Regions from separate parts of the Homo sapiens genome. Here region 1 is linked to region 2. The links are chromatin loops, found by intact Hi-C in ENCODE. Cell type or tissue: B cell. All regions are shown on one strand. Each heading gives the region's core, and the rest is flanking DNA. Links, peaks and the distances in the headings are about the cores only. Region 1 has its middle 22 kb from the start of C16orf87. Region 2 has its middle 45 kb from the start of DNAJA2-DT.

The links. Hi-C counts contacts between places; a loop is a spot of excess contacts. Peaks named below come from ENCODE experiments on the same cell type or tissue, not always from the same donor. Only the 100,000 strongest peaks of a DNase experiment are listed, where the experiment ranks them.
Region 1: a loop joins it to region 2, with 24 times the contacts of the local background. A loop is called at or near these places in 10 of 110 quality-filtered maps.

Annotation. Positions count from the first base shown.
Region 1 is chr16:46,849,045-46,857,377 of GRCh38, forward strand. No RefSeq gene overlaps it. Among named protein-coding and RNA genes, the nearest start is that of C16orf87, 22 kb to the left of the region's middle. RefSeq lists an enhancer at 2,008-2,077. In B cell, for the core only: CTCF peaks have their summits at 5,063 (motif pointing right) and 5,263; a DNase peak (open chromatin) is centred at 5,087.
Region 2 is chr16:47,015,028-47,023,360 of GRCh38, forward strand. No RefSeq gene overlaps it. Among named protein-coding and RNA genes, the nearest start is that of DNAJA2-DT, 45 kb to the left of the region's middle. In B cell, for the core only: CTCF peaks have their summits at 3,277, 3,477 and 4,742; DNase peaks (open chromatin) are centred at 1,754 and 3,384; H3K27ac peaks cover 1,128 bases.

The sequences.
Region 1 (8,333 bases), core at 173-8,172, 170 kb before region 2:
GGCTAGAAAGAGTGCTTTTCTTCTCCTCCTACAGAGCTAATAACACACTGGGTGGGCACATTCATTGTTGAAAAGCCACAGGCTCAAAGCAGCTCAGGAGGCAGCCTCCTTTGTAGCTGGGTAACTCTAGACAGCCCAAGCCAGCCACCACCCTCGCTGAGCACTGAACTCAGCCTGCTGCCTGCCCTGGGCACAGAGGAGTCTCCAGGAGTCCCACACCTTGCTTTGCCTCCTTTGCTTTTCCCTTTCATGCTATTTACTATTTATTGGGCATCTACTTTGCAGCTTGTCCTTTATATTACTTGTCGTTCTTTCTCTCAAACCCTGCAAAGTGGAATCATGAGCCCCATCTTACAGTTAAGGAACATGAAACTCAGAGAGTATATAAATCAGGAATCAGAAATTTTGTGAAATAAAAACTCAACTCAAAATGGCTTAAGCAAAAAGAGTATTTCCTGGCTCACATAACCAAAAGAGCCAAGAATCTGATGGGCTTCAGGCACAGCTGGATCTATGCACTCATGTGAGCCATCAGGGCCCCATTTCTCTCTCTGCCCCTTGTTTCTGTACCCCTTGCAGGTAGGGTCTTCCTTATTGGTGTTGGAGGGATGGCTGGAATAGCCAAATACACTACATTTCATTAAGTGTGGCAGCCATGAAAATGCTCCACTTGGATTTCTTTTCAAAAATAACTTGCAGGCTGGTATGGTGACTCACACCTTTCATCCCAGCACTTTGGGAGGCTGAGGAGGAAGAATCACTTTGTTACTGGAAGGGGGTCCTGATCAAGACCCCAATAGAAGGTTCTTGGATCTCACGCAAGAAAGAATTCAGAGCAAGTCTATAAGGTAAAAGCAAGTTTATTAGGAAAGTAAAGGAATAAAAGAATGGCTACTCCATAGGCAAAGCAGCCCCGAGGGCTGCTGGTTGCCCATTTTTATGGTTATTTATTGATTATATACTAAGCAAGGAGTGGATTATTCATGCCTCCCACTTTTAGACCATATAGGGTGGCTTCCTGATGTTGCCATGGCATTTGTAAACTGTCATGGCACTGGTGGGAGTGTAGCAGTGAAGATGACCAGAGGTCACTCTGGTGGCTATCTCAGTTTTGGTGGGTTTTAGCCGGCTTCTTTACTGCAACCTGTTTTATCAGCAAGGTCCTTATGACCTGTATCTTGTGCTGACCTCCTATTCCATCCTGTGACTTAGAATGCCTTACCATCTGGGAATGCAGCCCAGTAGGTTTCAGCCTTATTTTACTGAGCCCCTATTCAAGATGGAGTTGCTCCAGTTCAAACGGCTCTGACAACTTGATGCCAGGAGTTTGAGAAGAGCCTGAACAACATAGCAAGATGCCATCCCTGTAAAAAAAAAAAAATAATGAGCAGGCATGATGTTGCACACCTATAATCCCACCTACTTGGGAGGCTGAGGCAGGAGGATCACTTGAGCCTGGGAGTTTGAGGCTGCAGTGAGCTGTTTGTGCCACTGCACCTGAGCCTATGCAACAGAGAAAGACCCTGTCTCAAAAAACAAAACAAAACCAAAAACACAAACACTTGCCATTCAGCTGCAAGGAGCGTAGTTAGTTACCAGCCTCCAGCTGTACCACCTTTAGGATTCATGCCTGGCTCAGTCAGCCACCAGCCAATGACCAGACATAGCAAAGTGTACCAGGGCCTGGTCATTTTTGCCTAATGCATGACTGTTGTAATAGGTAATCTTTGCTCCAGAGCTCGGCAGATAATGTAAGATCTGATTGTGTTCTGAGCCTCTCCCTGCCCAACCCTACTTCCTCCTCCTTTATCCTTCACAGCTCTTGCCCTTTCCCCCAAACACACCTCTGATACTTCAAACTCCATCTCTGCATCTTCCTTCCAGACACACTACACCTCACTGGTCCCCCATCCCCACTCACAGCAGCTTTCCTGGCTTTACCCATATTCCTTTGGATCTCTGTATGCTTTTCAGTTGCTCTGTAGAGTATAGCAGGCTAGTCAACCTTGTGGGCTGGTCAGAGGCATCTGCAACAGTTGTGACAGCTGCGGAAAAAAATGGATGCAAATTCTACAGCCTCAGAAGAAATGAGTGAAATTTTCCATGCTTGGTTTATTAGAGCTATTTCTGAAGTAAGACTTTTAGGACTTATAAAACCTACCAAATAGAAGACTGACCATTTGGCAAGGCTAACATGGGGCGGCTGCTAGAAAGCAAATGAGTGAAGCCAGAATATCATGTTGAGTTTAAGAGAAAAAGGAGGCCCGTCATATTTACATACCACTTACAGGAGCAGTTTTGGTGAGAAGAGAAATGTGTAATCCCTTGTGATGTTTAACCAGAAAGTATGTTGCTAACCCCAAACAGGTGTCTATCAAAACACCTGTGGAGTACTTTAGAATTCAACAAATAACATACATTATAATTAAAACCTCTCACACATTATTGCTGTACTTCTCACAAAGTCATTATTAAATTATGAGTAAAAATTTTTTTTTTCTTTGAGATGGAGTCTTGCTCTGTCATCCAGGCCAGAGTGCAGTGGCATGATCGCAACTCACTGCAACCTCTGCCTCCCAGGTTCAAGTGATTCTCCTGCCTCAGCTTCCCCAGTAGCTGGGATTACAGGTGCCCACCACCACACCCTGCTAATTTGTGTATTTTTAGTAGAGTTGGGGTTTCACCATGTTGGGCAGGCTGGTCTCGAACTCCTAGCCTCAACTGATCCGCCCATCTCAGCCTCCCAAAGTGCTGGGGTTACAGGCATGAGCCACCACGCCCAGCCTATAAGTAAATCATTCTTGAAGATACTTGGTTCAACCCAACATGCAAAAAGTCAAAGTGCCTGGGATGACTCCCCCACTTCTCCTCCTGCCCTCCCATTTGATCAATGACTGATAGGTCAGGAGTTCGATGCCAAGCTCTTGGCCTGCAGTCAGACCTCCTGAAACAACTTCCCCTTCAGAGTTGCCCTGCAGGTCAAGCTGGAGCTACCTCCACAGGTATGCCTGCGGTCACACCTGCTGGCTTCCTCTCCTCTGCCCTGCTCCCTGCTACTCCATTTTCCCTCTCCCCTGGGAGCACTCCTTAACGAGTCAGTCTCACCTGAATCCACATCTTAGGGAGTACTTCTCCAAACCCAACCAAGAACCAGCCCCTGGGGTTGGTGCCTGTGCAGGAGCTCTGGCCTACGGAGCCATCCTGCTGAGCTCCTGCCCTCTTCCTGTCCCATCAGTTCTGGAGGGTGGAAGCAGCTTCCTCCAATCACTGACCCTGGCCTGCTTCCCTGGACTTTGATTGTTTCCTTTGGTCCCTTCTCACACCTTTGTTAGTAGCCTATCATTAAACTCTCCCCAGGCATCCCTTTGTAGTGTACTACTGAAACCGCCTTTGCAAAATTTATAACTGAGGAAATTATGACAGTGAAAGAGATCAGACTTAATCCACTCTATCTTGCTTCTAACCTTTAAGCTCTCCTTTTTTTTTTTTTTTTTGAGATGGAGTCTCACTCTGTTGCCCAGGCTAGAGTGCAGTGGCACAATCTCAGCTCACTGCAACCTCTGCCTCCCAGGTTCAAGCAATTCTCCTGCCTCAGCCTCCCGAGAAGCTGGGATCACAGGTGCCCACCACCATGCCCGGTTAATTTTTGTATTTTTAGTAGAGACTGGGTTTCACCATGTTGCCCAGGCTGGTCTCGAACTCCTGACCTCAGGTGATCTGCCCATCTTGGCCTCCCAAAGTGCTAGGATTACAGGCGTGAGCCACCTCGCCCAGCCTAAGCTGTTCTTACTCATTCCTGGGTGTAGGCCGAACTAACCTTGGGAAGGAATTCAGTTTCATGGTTTGACTCTGAAACAAAATTGATAATAGCCCTTTCCTGAAAAGACCCCTTTTTGCCTGGGGCCCAGTCTGCCTTTGCCAGACTAACAAATTAGCTACAATATTAGAAATTGTGGTTTAGGGGTCATGCAGACTCTGGCTCCAAAGAGTCTGAACCTCTCCAAATTGCTCCTGGGGATAACATCACCATGTAAAACCTAAGATCAGTGCTTGAGATATTTTGCAGACCCTGCACTTGATGGATCAGCTGACACCACCAAGACCCGTAATCTGGCTCAACCAGTTCTGCCATCCCACCCAGGAACAGAAGACAGAAAGAAAACCTCACTTCGACCCCCTGCGATTCTATCTCCAACCTCAACCATCAGCACTCCCCACTTCCCAAGCCCCTATCTCCCAAATTATCTTCAAAAACTTCGATCCCTGAATGCTCTGATTTGAGTAATCATAAAACTTCAGTCCCCTGCACAGCCGGTTCTGCATGAATTACTCTTTCTCCATTGCAATTCCCCTGTCTAGGCAGGTCTAGGCAGTGGGAAAGGTGAACCCACTGGGCAGTTACACTACCTGCCTATTTTCTGCCAGAAACCTGAATCATAAATAGGACCATTACAGGATTTATTTTTAAAATATCCATCTATCCATCTTTTAAAAAAATCCATCTTTTTTTTTTTTTAAAGAGACAGGTCTCACTCTGTGGCCCAGGCTGGAGTGTGCAGTGGTGCTATCATAGCTCACTGCAGCCTCAAACTCCAGGGTTCAAGCAACTCAGCCTCACGAGTAGCTGGGACCACAGGGATGCACCACCATCTTTTGTAGAGACGAGCTTGCTATATTGCCCAGGCTGGCCTCAAACTCCTGGACTCAAGTGATCTCCGGGTCTCAGCCCCCAAGGTGCTGGGATTACAGACATGAGCCACCATGCCTGCCCTTAAATGTCTGTCTGTCTATCTATCTATCTAATCAATCTATCATAACACTCTAGAGATTTGGAATGAAACAGAAATTAATGTTGTGCAATGATTGCCCATTTTTGTCATCTAGTCAATTTGGCTCTGGGACTATATGTATAATAATCTGATTTAGAGATAATACTGAAAGTCTGATTTGAAGGTTCTTCCTGAATATGAAGGTAGAGGTACTGACCTACCCATTTCCCCCCAGATTGGCCCTCAGAAAGGCCTTTCAGCTGGAAACAGCCAGTAAACAATTTGCAAAAGCCGGCATCCGGCGCTAGATGGCAGCTGTGACCCACTGGTGTTGTTGCTCACTGAGGCCCATTAACAATTCCAGCTTGCCTGGCCCAGCAGGTTCACCATTTGCAGTCCAGCAAAAGCCAGCTCTCCTGCTGGCTCTCCACTCTCAAATCAGGGTTAGTCCACATTCCTCCAATGCAGAGGCAGTTCGTGATTTTCCAGCACTTTGGGTACCTGGAACTCCCTGCCCTGTCAGGGCCTGGGAAGGTTCCTATTGGTATCTCTCTCCAACCACCCTCCCTCAGTGCACCTGTTGCTAGACACTCAAACAAATGGAAACCCAAGGGTCAGGGTCTCTGAGGAGAAGACCAGAATACAGACACTTAGGGGGAACTCTCCTGGTGCAGGAAAGATTGCTGTGTTTGGGCTCTCCCTGGCTGGATGACCTCCATAATCGCTTTAGCTGGCCTCCCTTACCCTCTTTGGACTTAGCAAATGAGTGCCATTGGTCTTGCAAGTACCTGAAGCCCTGTGCAAACTAGCCTAAGCCATATAAAAAGATGGGATAGTTATTTAGTTAATAGCTTTTTTTTTTTTTTTGAGACATCCAGGCTAGAGTGCAGTGGTACTATCATGGCTCACTGCAGCCTCAACTTCCTAGGCTCAAGTAATCCTCCCACATCAGCCTCCTGAGTAGCTGGGACTACAGGTGCTCACCATGTTTTTGTTTTGTTTTGTTTTGTTTTGTTTTTGTTTTTGTTTTTTGTTTTTTGTTTTTGGTAGAGACGAGGTCTTCCTATGTTGCCTAGGCTGGAAACTCCTGGGCTCAAGCAATCCTCTGACCTCAGCCTCACAAAGTGCTGGGATTACAGGCATGAGCTACTTCACCCAGCCTAGTTAATAGCTTTAAAAGTCATAGGTGTGTTAATTTAGACACAACTGTAGCCACACGAGTTTCAGGTATGGCTGGATCCAGGTGCTCAAAAAAAATCAGAAATCAATTTGTCTTCATCTATCTCTACCCTTCTCTTTCAAGCACAATATCCAAAGTGCTGAAAGAAATGCAGGTCTTTCTTCCTAGTTATGCCAAGAATCCCAGACTTGACTTAAATTCAAACTCATTCCTAAATTAATCACATGGGAGGAGCCCTGGTAGATGACATACTCAATTTGGCTAGGTCAAGTGCCCATTATTAGAAAGAGGGGTAGGTCAGGATGAGAATGAGGGAGGCTTGGATCCTCCAAAAATCAGGGTCCTGCCACCTGGAGAAGACACAAGACAAACCAATTCATCGATGCCCACGATGACCAGAGAGCGAGTTTCCATCCCCCTCCCACTCACTTTCATCAGTTTACTCATTCGGTACACTTCAGGACGTCCTGAAAGCACTTCCAGCCCTCCCTCTCCCTTCTTCCCAGATAAAAGTCCTGCTTATCCAATCTCTGGGCGCTCCTATCAGACAGTCTCCTAACATTCTGTTTTTTTCCTTCAAAGCATTCTGTTTTTTCCCTTTATCAGTTCAAGATAATATTGTGATATGTGTGATTATTAACCTAGTGTGTAACTTTCCACTAGACCATAAACTTCAAAGGGACAAGGTCTTGGTGTCCCCAGACCCTCATACAGTAACTGGCACATAGAGGGTATTCAGGAAATGTACATTTGTTCATTCATTTGATAATTGTCTATTAGAAACTGAGGAAAATAAGTTCAATCTGACATAGTCCCTTTCTGGCCTCTACCTTAATGATGGAGGCAGACTAGTAAATCAATGATCACTGTCCAGTTGCAATGCTTTCTCCAAGAATGGTGAACTCAAGGGAGCCTGGGGAAGGAATATCAAAATCAGAGGGCTCCAACAGTGTTTCCCAGCAGAGTCATGACATTGGCCTAACTTTAGAAAAATGAGAAGGCATTAGAGAGATGAAGGAGAGGAAGAAGATTCCCTCTGAAGCGTATTCGAAAACATGGACATGTAACATAGCCTGATGTATTCTGGTGGGACTTGATGACCTTAGTCTCATTGTATTAACTCTCTAGAACAGGAAGTAACTATCTAGGAACTAGGTCCTTTAGATAAGCCAATGCCTTTTTTAAAACAGTAGAAAATAAAGGGGCAGACTGGGCTTGGTGGCTCACACCTGTAATCCCAGCACTTTGGGAGGCTGAGGTGTGAGCATTCCTTGAGGCCAGGAGATTGAGACCAGCCTGGGCAACACAGCAAGACCCCATCTCTTTAAATTTTTTTTTTAATTAGCTGGACATGTTGGCATGTGCCTGTAGTCCCAGCTACTTCAAAGGCTGAAGCAGGAGGACTACTTGAGCCTAAGAGTTTGAGGCTGCAGTGAGCTATGATCACATGGCTGCACTTCAGCCTGGTGACAGAGTGAGGCCCTGCCTAAAAAAACAACAGTAACAACAACAGAAAGGAGATTTATCAAAAGTAGTTTTTTTTTTCTTCTTTTCTTTTCTTTTTTTTTTTTTTTTAAGATAGAGTCTCACTCTGTCACCCAGGCTGGAGCACAATGGCACGATCTCGGCTCACTGCAACCTCCACCTCCCAGGTTCAAGTGATTCTCCTGCCTCAGCCTCCTGAGTAGCTGGGACTACAGGCGCACGACACCACACCTGGCTAATTTTTGTATTTTTAGTAGAGACAGGGTTTCACTATGTTGGCCAGGCTGGTCTCGAACTCCTGACCTTGTGATCCGCCCACCTCGGCCTCCCAAAGTGCTGGGATTACAGACGTGAGCCACTGCGCCCGGCCAAAAGTAGAATGTTTGTGGAAAAAGACTGGATACATAGCTGGGCGCGGTGGCTCACGCCTGTAATCCCAGCACTTTGGGAGGCTGAAGCGGGTGGATAACCTGAAGTCGGGAGTTCGAGACCAGCCTGACCAATATGGTGAAACCCCGTCTCTATTAAAAATACAAAAATTAGCCGTGCATGGTGGCCGGCGCCTGTAGTCCCAGCTACTCTCAGGAGGCTGAGGCAGGAGAATTGCTTGAACCTGGGAGGCGGAGGTTGCAGTGAGCCGAGATCGTGCCACTGCGCTCCAGCCTGGGAGACAGAGCGAGACTCCGTCTCAAAAAAAAAAAAAAAGACTGGATACAAAGAATATGGAGACAGTCTCTGATGATATCAGTGCCTGGTAGTAGGACCTTAGTAAACATGCAAATGCCTGGATAAAAGTAATTGGCATCGATATGGTTTGCTTTAAGCAGAGAACAAGCCAGCCAGGGATCTAGCCCATTAAGAATTCAAGCAGACTCCTAAAGGCACACAAAAGAAATAAA
Region 2 (8,333 bases), core at 58-8,057:
GATGCCCTGTCAAATGGTTTAGTGCTTTATGCCATTATGTCACATTGACATAATAAATCTCTATTTTTGATAAAAATGGGATAGGATTTACAAGGTTTGAACTCTGGGATCCAAGACTAGAAAACACCATACTATGGTTGGAAACTTTGTGTCCTCCCCAAATTCACAGGTTGAATCTCTAACCCCCAAGATGATGTTGGGAGATGGGCCCTCTTGAGAGGTGATCAGTACTCTCATACAATTGGCCTGAGGGAGCTCATTCAAACACAGCAAAAAGTCATCATCAATGAATCAGAAACAGGCCCTTGCCAAACACCAGATCTGCTCATGCCTTATCTTGGACTTCCCAGCCTCCAGAAATATGAACAATACATTTCTGTCATTTAGAAGACATCAGTTGATGGTATTTTGTTGTAGCAGCCAAAATGGACTAAGACACATCACCAGGAATCTGGAACCAAAACTGTAGGAGCTGCGTGCCCGCAGTTCTGGCATCCTCCTTTATCCTACTCTTTGCTCATTTGCTTCCTCAGCCTACTTTCCTGATAGTTTTGACCTACAGATGACCTTGGCTTTTTCTTTGGCTAATTGCTGATGTTGCTTTTAAAATTAAAGTAATACATGCATAAGTAGAAAATGATTTCTTCCCCACTCTGGATCCCTAGTCCCCTCCACCAGGAAGCAATTTCTGTTAATAATTGTGTCTTAGACATCATCGCAGGTATTTTCTATGCATATATATCCCCATTCTGTATACAAATAAGGGCATGCAACATACATCTTTCCATTTTCACCAAAGTTTGATAAAAACTGTACCCCAAAACAGACGGGTTTATTATTTTACCTTCTTTGGCCAATGCAGAGTTCATATTAGAAAAAATCCAATAGAACCGTTTATATTTTTTCTGTAGTCTTATTCATTCTTTAGATTTTCTTTTTCTTTTTCCAAATCAGATGATCCCTTGGGAGGCATATTAAAGGGTTTAAAATTTAGATCATAAAATAAACCACTCATTTCCAATAAGTAATACAATACCACGCATTATTCAGACACACTGACCATGGTGTGTGTGGCAGGGAATGTTTTATGACTTAAAATTCACAGTGCTGTCATTCTTGCCCAAAACGAGACCAATTTCTACTTTGTGGTGGATATACAGCTGAGGTGTTCAAGAAATAGAGCATTTTCTATTGTTCTGTAGCCTATTTATTTATTTATTTTTTGAGACAGAGTCTTGCTCTGTTGCCCAGGCTGGAGTGCAGTGGCGCAATCTCGGCTCACTGCAGCCTCCGCCTCCTGGGTTCCAGCAGTTCTGCAGCCTCCGCCTCCCGGGTCGCTAGGATTACAGGGACGGACCACCACACCCAGCTAAGTTTTGTATTTTTTTAGTAGAGATGAGGTTTCACCATGTTTGCGAAGTTGGTCTCAAACTCCTGACCTCAGGTGATTGGCCAGCCTCTGCCTCCCAAAGTGCTAGGATTACAGGCGTGAGCCACCACACCTGGCCTATAACCCAATTTAACTTCTACCCAGGACCCCCAGTTGACTAAGGTTGTGGAAATGTGGCATTCTTCCCTGCCCTGGGGTATTGTCTAAGCCCCAGGGCTTCTGTAATACCAGGAAGTTGGGGTTTGTCCTCTATGTTGCCTACCAGGTGTCCACACAGCCATCCATCCACGTCTGCCTGGTCAGGTCCGGTGGACTGGTCCATGCTGTCGTGAATAGGGTCAGGGCTATTCTTCTGTGGCCTCCATTGCTGTGCACAGGCTTAGGAAGTAACTGTCACCCTCTGTGACCACATTCCCCTAGACGCCTATGTGTTCATTTCCTTTCTGGGGTTTTGCAACTTTCCCACACAGGGGAACACAGGCCTCCTATGCTCTCAGATCCTTTGCTTGCAACGTGTTTTCTTCCACAATGTCTATGGGAAAGCACTGGTTCCCATTATCCACATTCATCACTTTCCCTCTCTTCTCTTTTCTTGCCCCACCCAGTCTGCCAGCCCCTCAATCAAGGCCTCTTTTGCTTTTGTGTGGGATAAATGCAGGCAGGGGGTAGGGAAGGGCAAAGGTGAACCTTCTTCTACTACAGCGTTATTATTCTCTTCGCATTTCTTTTGGTCTTAGTTCTTTTGGTCTTAGTTCTTTTGGTCTTAGTTCTGCCCGGCTGGTCTTCTCCTTCACCTGTATCTGGTCCCATAGCAATTAGCCCTTCCTGTGACATCATGTAAAGAATAATCTAGGCTGGGAGTAGTGGCTCACAGCTGTTATCCCAGCACTTTGGGAGGCTGAGGCAGGTGGATCACCTGAGGTTCAGGAGTTGGAGACCAGCCTGGCCAACATGGTGAAATCCCATCTCTACTAAAAATACAAAAAAATTTGCCGGGTGTGGTGGCATGACCCGTAGTTCCAGCTACTCAGGAGGCTGAGGCACAAGAATCACTTGAAACCAGGAGGCAGAGGTTGCAGTGAGCCGAGATCACGCCACTGCACTCCAGCCTGGGAAACAGAGTGAGTCTCCGTTTTCAAAAACAAACAAACAAAACAAAACAAAAACAGTAAAGAATAATCTAGTAGAAATGCGCTACCTGGTGTGCATTTAATTTTCCTGAGGGCTCTATGTCCTAAAGTTTGATCTTCTTTCTGTCCCATGTCATAAGGTTAGAACGCGCAGGGTTTTGGCAAGCCTGAAGCAGAGGGCATAGATTCTGTTCTTTGTCTGTCCTGAGAAGAGAAGCCCTAAGGAGGGCAGCTCAGATGGCCCAGGTGGGAGGCGGAGCCACCGGGTCCAGAAGGTGGCCTGGATCAAGCCTTTAGTCTCAGGAGATAGAGTAGTTTCAGGTGGGGCATGGGAGGTGCCTGTGTCTCGCAGGCTCACACTGGTCCTCTCTCCCTGCTGGACAACTGGCCTTTGTGATTTCCTGCCTCTGACCCCACTTTCCAGATACTTCTGTACCAACTCCCACTGACCATAGACAGATGGATATAAAAGATCATGAGTCCAAGACATAATGTGTATGGCTCTTGATTTAGGGCTGTAAGATGTCGGGGATAGGGGATAATTTAGAAATACTTAAAACAAAAACAATTTTATTATAATAAATACGGACTAAAGTGGGATATACATTCTATTAGGCTGAAAAAAAATCAGGTCCTTTTTTTGCTGTCTAGTGTTATTACAGATGAAGTTTTTAGGAAAGAAGTGAAAACGTACAGTTTTGCTTAAGGCACAGACGTTAGAAAGTCAGTGTCCAACATAGCCTGAACAGTTGGGATGTGGACGACTACGACACGCTCAGGTGCCACCTGTGGTCAGAATGCAGGAGTGCACTCTCAGTTGTGTTTGTGCCGCTCTGCCTGGAGCAGGCTCTGTCATTTTCGCAGCAAAGTTTCACATCTCTCTAGCTGTGCTGTTACTATGGTGAAGGAGGCAGTAAAGGCACTCATCTGTTTCCCTCTTTCAACACCATTGATCATGCTTCATCATCTGAGAACTGATGTTTTCTAGCCACCATTACACCTCAAATTTAGGAAAACACCAAGCATGTAATTCAAAGTTGCTAAGAGGCTGTGTGGGTGGATCACTTGAGGCCAGGAGTTCGAGACCAGCCTGATCGACATGGCCAGACCCCGTCTCTACTTAAAATACAAAAATTAGCTGGGCGTCTTGGCACACGCCTGTAGTCCCAGCTACTCAGGAGGCTGAGACAGAAGAATTGCTTGAGCATGGGAGGCGGAGGTTGCAGTGAGCCAAGATTGCATCACCGCACTCCAGGCTGGGTGACAGAGCAAGATTGTTAAAAAAAAAAAAAGTTGCTAAGACTTCATAAGACTGGGACCACAGGGACTGGTTGGAAAGTGACTTTGTTTCTTGCCCTGAGTAGTGTTGTATCAAGAACCCCAAATTTTGGCTGACAGCTTCGAGAGTATCATTTTAAAAGTAGAACACTTACAATAAGATGGTGTTGGGCCAGGCGTGGTGGCTCACACCTGTAATCCCAGCAGTTTGGGAGGCCGAGGGAGGTGGATTGCTTAAGGCCAGAAGTTCCAGAGCAGCCTGGGCAACATCGTGAGACTCCCATCTCTACAAAAAAATTTAAAAAATTATTATTTCATTGTAGAAATGTGTAAAGTAATGGCTTTAAGCTTGTTTTATATAAGGTTTGTACAAGGTTCATTTTGCTTCATGTCATTAGTGATTTTCTTTTTCTCTTTATGACATTTTGAAGGAAATCATTTAGACCAAGAAGGTATTTGATATTCTAGATCAGGACTGGGAAATTCGATGCACTGCAGAGAGACACGTGTGGGGCAAGCTGGATGTTGTACAATTTGGATGGAAGAGGACTGTGGTGTTCTGGAGGGCCCATAAGTCAGCTCGATGAGGAACGCTCTTTTCAGGTCCAGCTAGTTGTAGCCATATGGAAATGTGAGCCCCAGGTTGCCAGAACTGCTGTTTCAAGAGAATATAGAAATCCAGATTTTCATGTAAAATTGTTTGATTTTTTTTAAGTTATATGGGACTTACTAAAATAAACCTGTGTGCCCAATTTGGCCTGTGGGTTGCCAGGTTGTGACTTTTATTTTAGACTTTCTGGTTTATACTTCTTTTGTTATAAAAGTGAAAGCATGAGACTCCATAGGTAAGTTTTGGCAGCTTATATCAAATAAATACAGACAGTAGAGAGATTATTTTTAATCCAGTGAGCAATTAAAACTCCTTCCAAATGGTGGCACTGTTGGTATCTTTCTTCAGAGAATAAGCATAGAGCAAACATTTGCGCTGAAAGAAATTTGCACATGGAGAAAATGCCTTTTAGAAAAGGACATGAATGACAAGAGCTGCGGAAGGAGCCTTGGAAAATCAGAATGCATTCCAGGCACTAAATGCAGAGGAAATGCCTCCAAGGGTATTGGTGGGATATGATATTTTTTCTTTTTATTCTTTTTTTTTTTTTTTTTGACATAGAGTCTCACTCTGTTGCCCAGGCTGGAGTGCAGTGGTGCGATCTTGGCTCACTGCAAGCTCCACCTCCCAGGTTCACGCCATTCTCTTACCTCAGCCTCCTGAGTAGCTGGGACTACAGGCACCTGCTACCACACCCTGCTAATTTTGTTTTTGTATTTTTAGTAGAGATGGGGTTTCACCGGGTTAGCCAGGATGGTCTCGATCTCCTGACCTTGTGATCTGCCCGCCTTGGCCTCCCAAAGTGCTGGGATTATAGGCATGCGCCATTGCACTCGGCCAGGATATTTTTTCTTTATAATTTACACTTAATTTAAAACAAGCCTTGGCAAATTAGCAAATGTTCTATTGATTTATTATTAGTCATTTGTTTGTTTGTTTTTGAGACAAAATCTTGCTCTGTAGCCCAGGCTGGAGTGCAGTGGCACAATCTCAGCTCACTGTAACCTCTGCCTCCCAGGTTCAAGCGATTCTCCTGCCTCAGTCTCCGAGTAGCTGGGATTACAAGCATGCACCACCACACCTGGCTAATTTTGTATTTTCAGTAGAGATGGGGTTTCACCATGTTGGTCAGGCTAGTCTTGAACTCCTGACCTCAAGCAATCCATCCTCCTCAGCCTCCCAAAGTGCTGGGATTACAAGTGTGAGCCACCATGCCCGGCCTTTATTATTAGTCTTTTTTTTTTTTTTTTTTTTTTGAGATGGGAGTCTTCTGTTGCACAGGCTAGAGTGCAGTGGCGCGATCTTGGCTTACTGCAACCTCTGCCTCCTGGGTTCAAGCAATTCTCCTGCCTAAGCCTCCTGAGTAGCCGGGATTACAGGCACCTGCCACTGCGCCTGGCTAATTTTTGTATTTTTAGTAGAGATGTGGTTTCACTATGTTGGCCAGGCTGGTCTTGAACTCCTGACCTCATGATCCATCGCCTTGGCTTCCCAAAGTGCTGGGATTATTATTAGTCTTTTTTAGCATACCTTAAACTTGCAGTTGCTTCACAATCATTTTTGTTGTTCTTCAAGAAATGATAAAAATAAGGGATCCTAGATTCCACGTTCTGCTTTTTAAAAATAAAATAATGAATAAAGCGCCAAAGCCTAGAAGACAATGGGATTGTAAATAGCAAACATTAGGACCATGTGACCTTGAACCATTTGAGAGGAATAACATGGCTCTTCTCATTAAAATTACAAAATAGGCTGGGTGCAGTCGCTCACGCCTGTAATCCTGGCTCTTTAGGAGGCCAAGGCAGGAGAATCACTTGAGACCAGGAGTTTGAGATCAGCCTGGGCAACATAGCAAGACCTCCTCTTTACAAAAATTAACAATAATAAAATTTAGAAGGCTGGACATGATGGCTCATGCCTGTAATCCCACACTTTGGGAGGCCAAGGTGGGTGGATCACTTGAGCCCAGGAATTCAAGACCAGCCTGGGCAAAATGGTTAAACCCCATCTCTATTTATTTATTTGAGACGCAGTTTTGCTGTTGTCACCCAGGCTGGAGTGCAATGGCATGATCTCGGCTTGCTGCAACCTCCGCCTCCCGGGTTCAAGTGATTCTCCTGCCTCAGCCTCCCGAGTAGCTTGGAGTACAGGCGCCTGTCACCACACTTGGCTAATTTCTGTATTTTTAGTAGAGACAGGATTTTACCATGTTGGCCAGGCTGGTCCTGAACTCCTGACTTCAGGAGATCCACTCGCCTTGGCCTCCCAAAGTGCTGGGATTACAGGCGTGAACCACCCTGCCCGGCTCTCTATTTATGTAAAAAAAAAAAAATTCTTGTTTTACAATTTTTTTTTTGAGACAGCATCTTGCTCTGTCTCCCAAGCTAGAATGCAATGGTGCTGTCTCAGCTTACTGCAACCTCTGCCTCCTGGGTTCAGGAGATTCTCCTGCCTCAGCCTCCTGAGTAGCTGGTACTAAAGGTGCGTGCCACCACACCCAGCTAATTTTTGTACTTTTTTGGTACAGACGGGGTTTCACTATGTTGGCCAGGCTGGTCTTGAACTCCTGACCTTGTGATCCGCCCACCTCAGCCTCCCAAAGTGCTGGGATTACAGGCGTGAGCCACCGTGTCCGGCCAATTTTTTTTTTTTTTTTTGAGACAAGGTCTCAGTTTGTTGTCCAGGCTAGAGTACAGTGGTGTGATCATGGCTCACTGTAACCTCCACCTCCTGGTTCAAGCGATTCTCATGCCTCAGCCTCCTAAGTAGCTGGGATTACAGGCGCCCACCACCACACCTGACTAATTTTTGTATTTTTGTAGAGATGAGGTTTCACCATGTTGGCCAGGCTGGTCTTGAACTCCTGACCTCAAGTGATCTACCTGCCTTGTCCTCCCAAAGTGCTGGGATTACAGGTATGAGCTACTGTACCTGGCCTATTTTAAAATTATTTTTTTAAAAAAGAAGGAAAATACTAGGTGTGGCCCATATAGGGTGAGATGGAGGTTAAGCTCCACTTCCTGGCGGGGAGCATCAACATGCATTCTTCTTCGAGGAAGATTTGTCTCTTCTATTTATTAATCTTTTCCGTCATAAATAAATTATGATCTTCTGGGACGCAGTGTATGGACGCAAGTGTATTTATGTTATATTTTAGGTTATAGTCCAGTACTATCATTATTTTGTTGCTCAGATTATTCCAGCTTCGGCTGTTGGAGTTCTTTCCGGTTGGCCCTGGGGTCCCTGTGACCTGCCCACACGCCCCGATCTTTTTTGTTTTTTAAGCTCTTTTAAACTTTCTGGCATTGCAAGATGCTCCAGGCTTATCTTGTATTTGCCTTGCTCTACTTCTAGCATCAACCATTTCTCCAAGGAGCCCTGGTTCCTTTCATTGGAGAACACTGTTTAGCAAACAAGACTTGATATTGGCTGTGGTCATCACTACTGAGGCCCGCTCAGTGGGCAGAGCTGGGAAAAATGTACATGCATACCAACCCATGCATGCACACAAATCTATGATTATTTCTGTATCTAGGTGTTTGTGTCTATATTAAGCTAAAAATGAGCTCAGACTCATGTTAACCATCCTGTCTACTGTGTTCCTGTACAACAAGGACGTGAGCTTCCTATTTTCCAACATGGTCAAGGAAAGCAGTGTCCTGGTTCATCAACTCTTCTAGACAAATGAGTTACCAGATGTGACTTTTGTGTATGATCAATTTGCCAATAATTAAACTATAACGTTAAAATAATTTCTTTTATTTATTTATTTTTTTGAGACAGAGTCTCACTCTGTCGCCCAGGCTAGAGTGTGGTGGCTCGATCTTGGCCCACTGCAACCTCCGCCTCCCAGATTCAAGGGATTCTCCTGCCTCAGCCTCCCAAGTAGCTGAGATTACAGGCGCACGCCACCATGCCCGGCCAA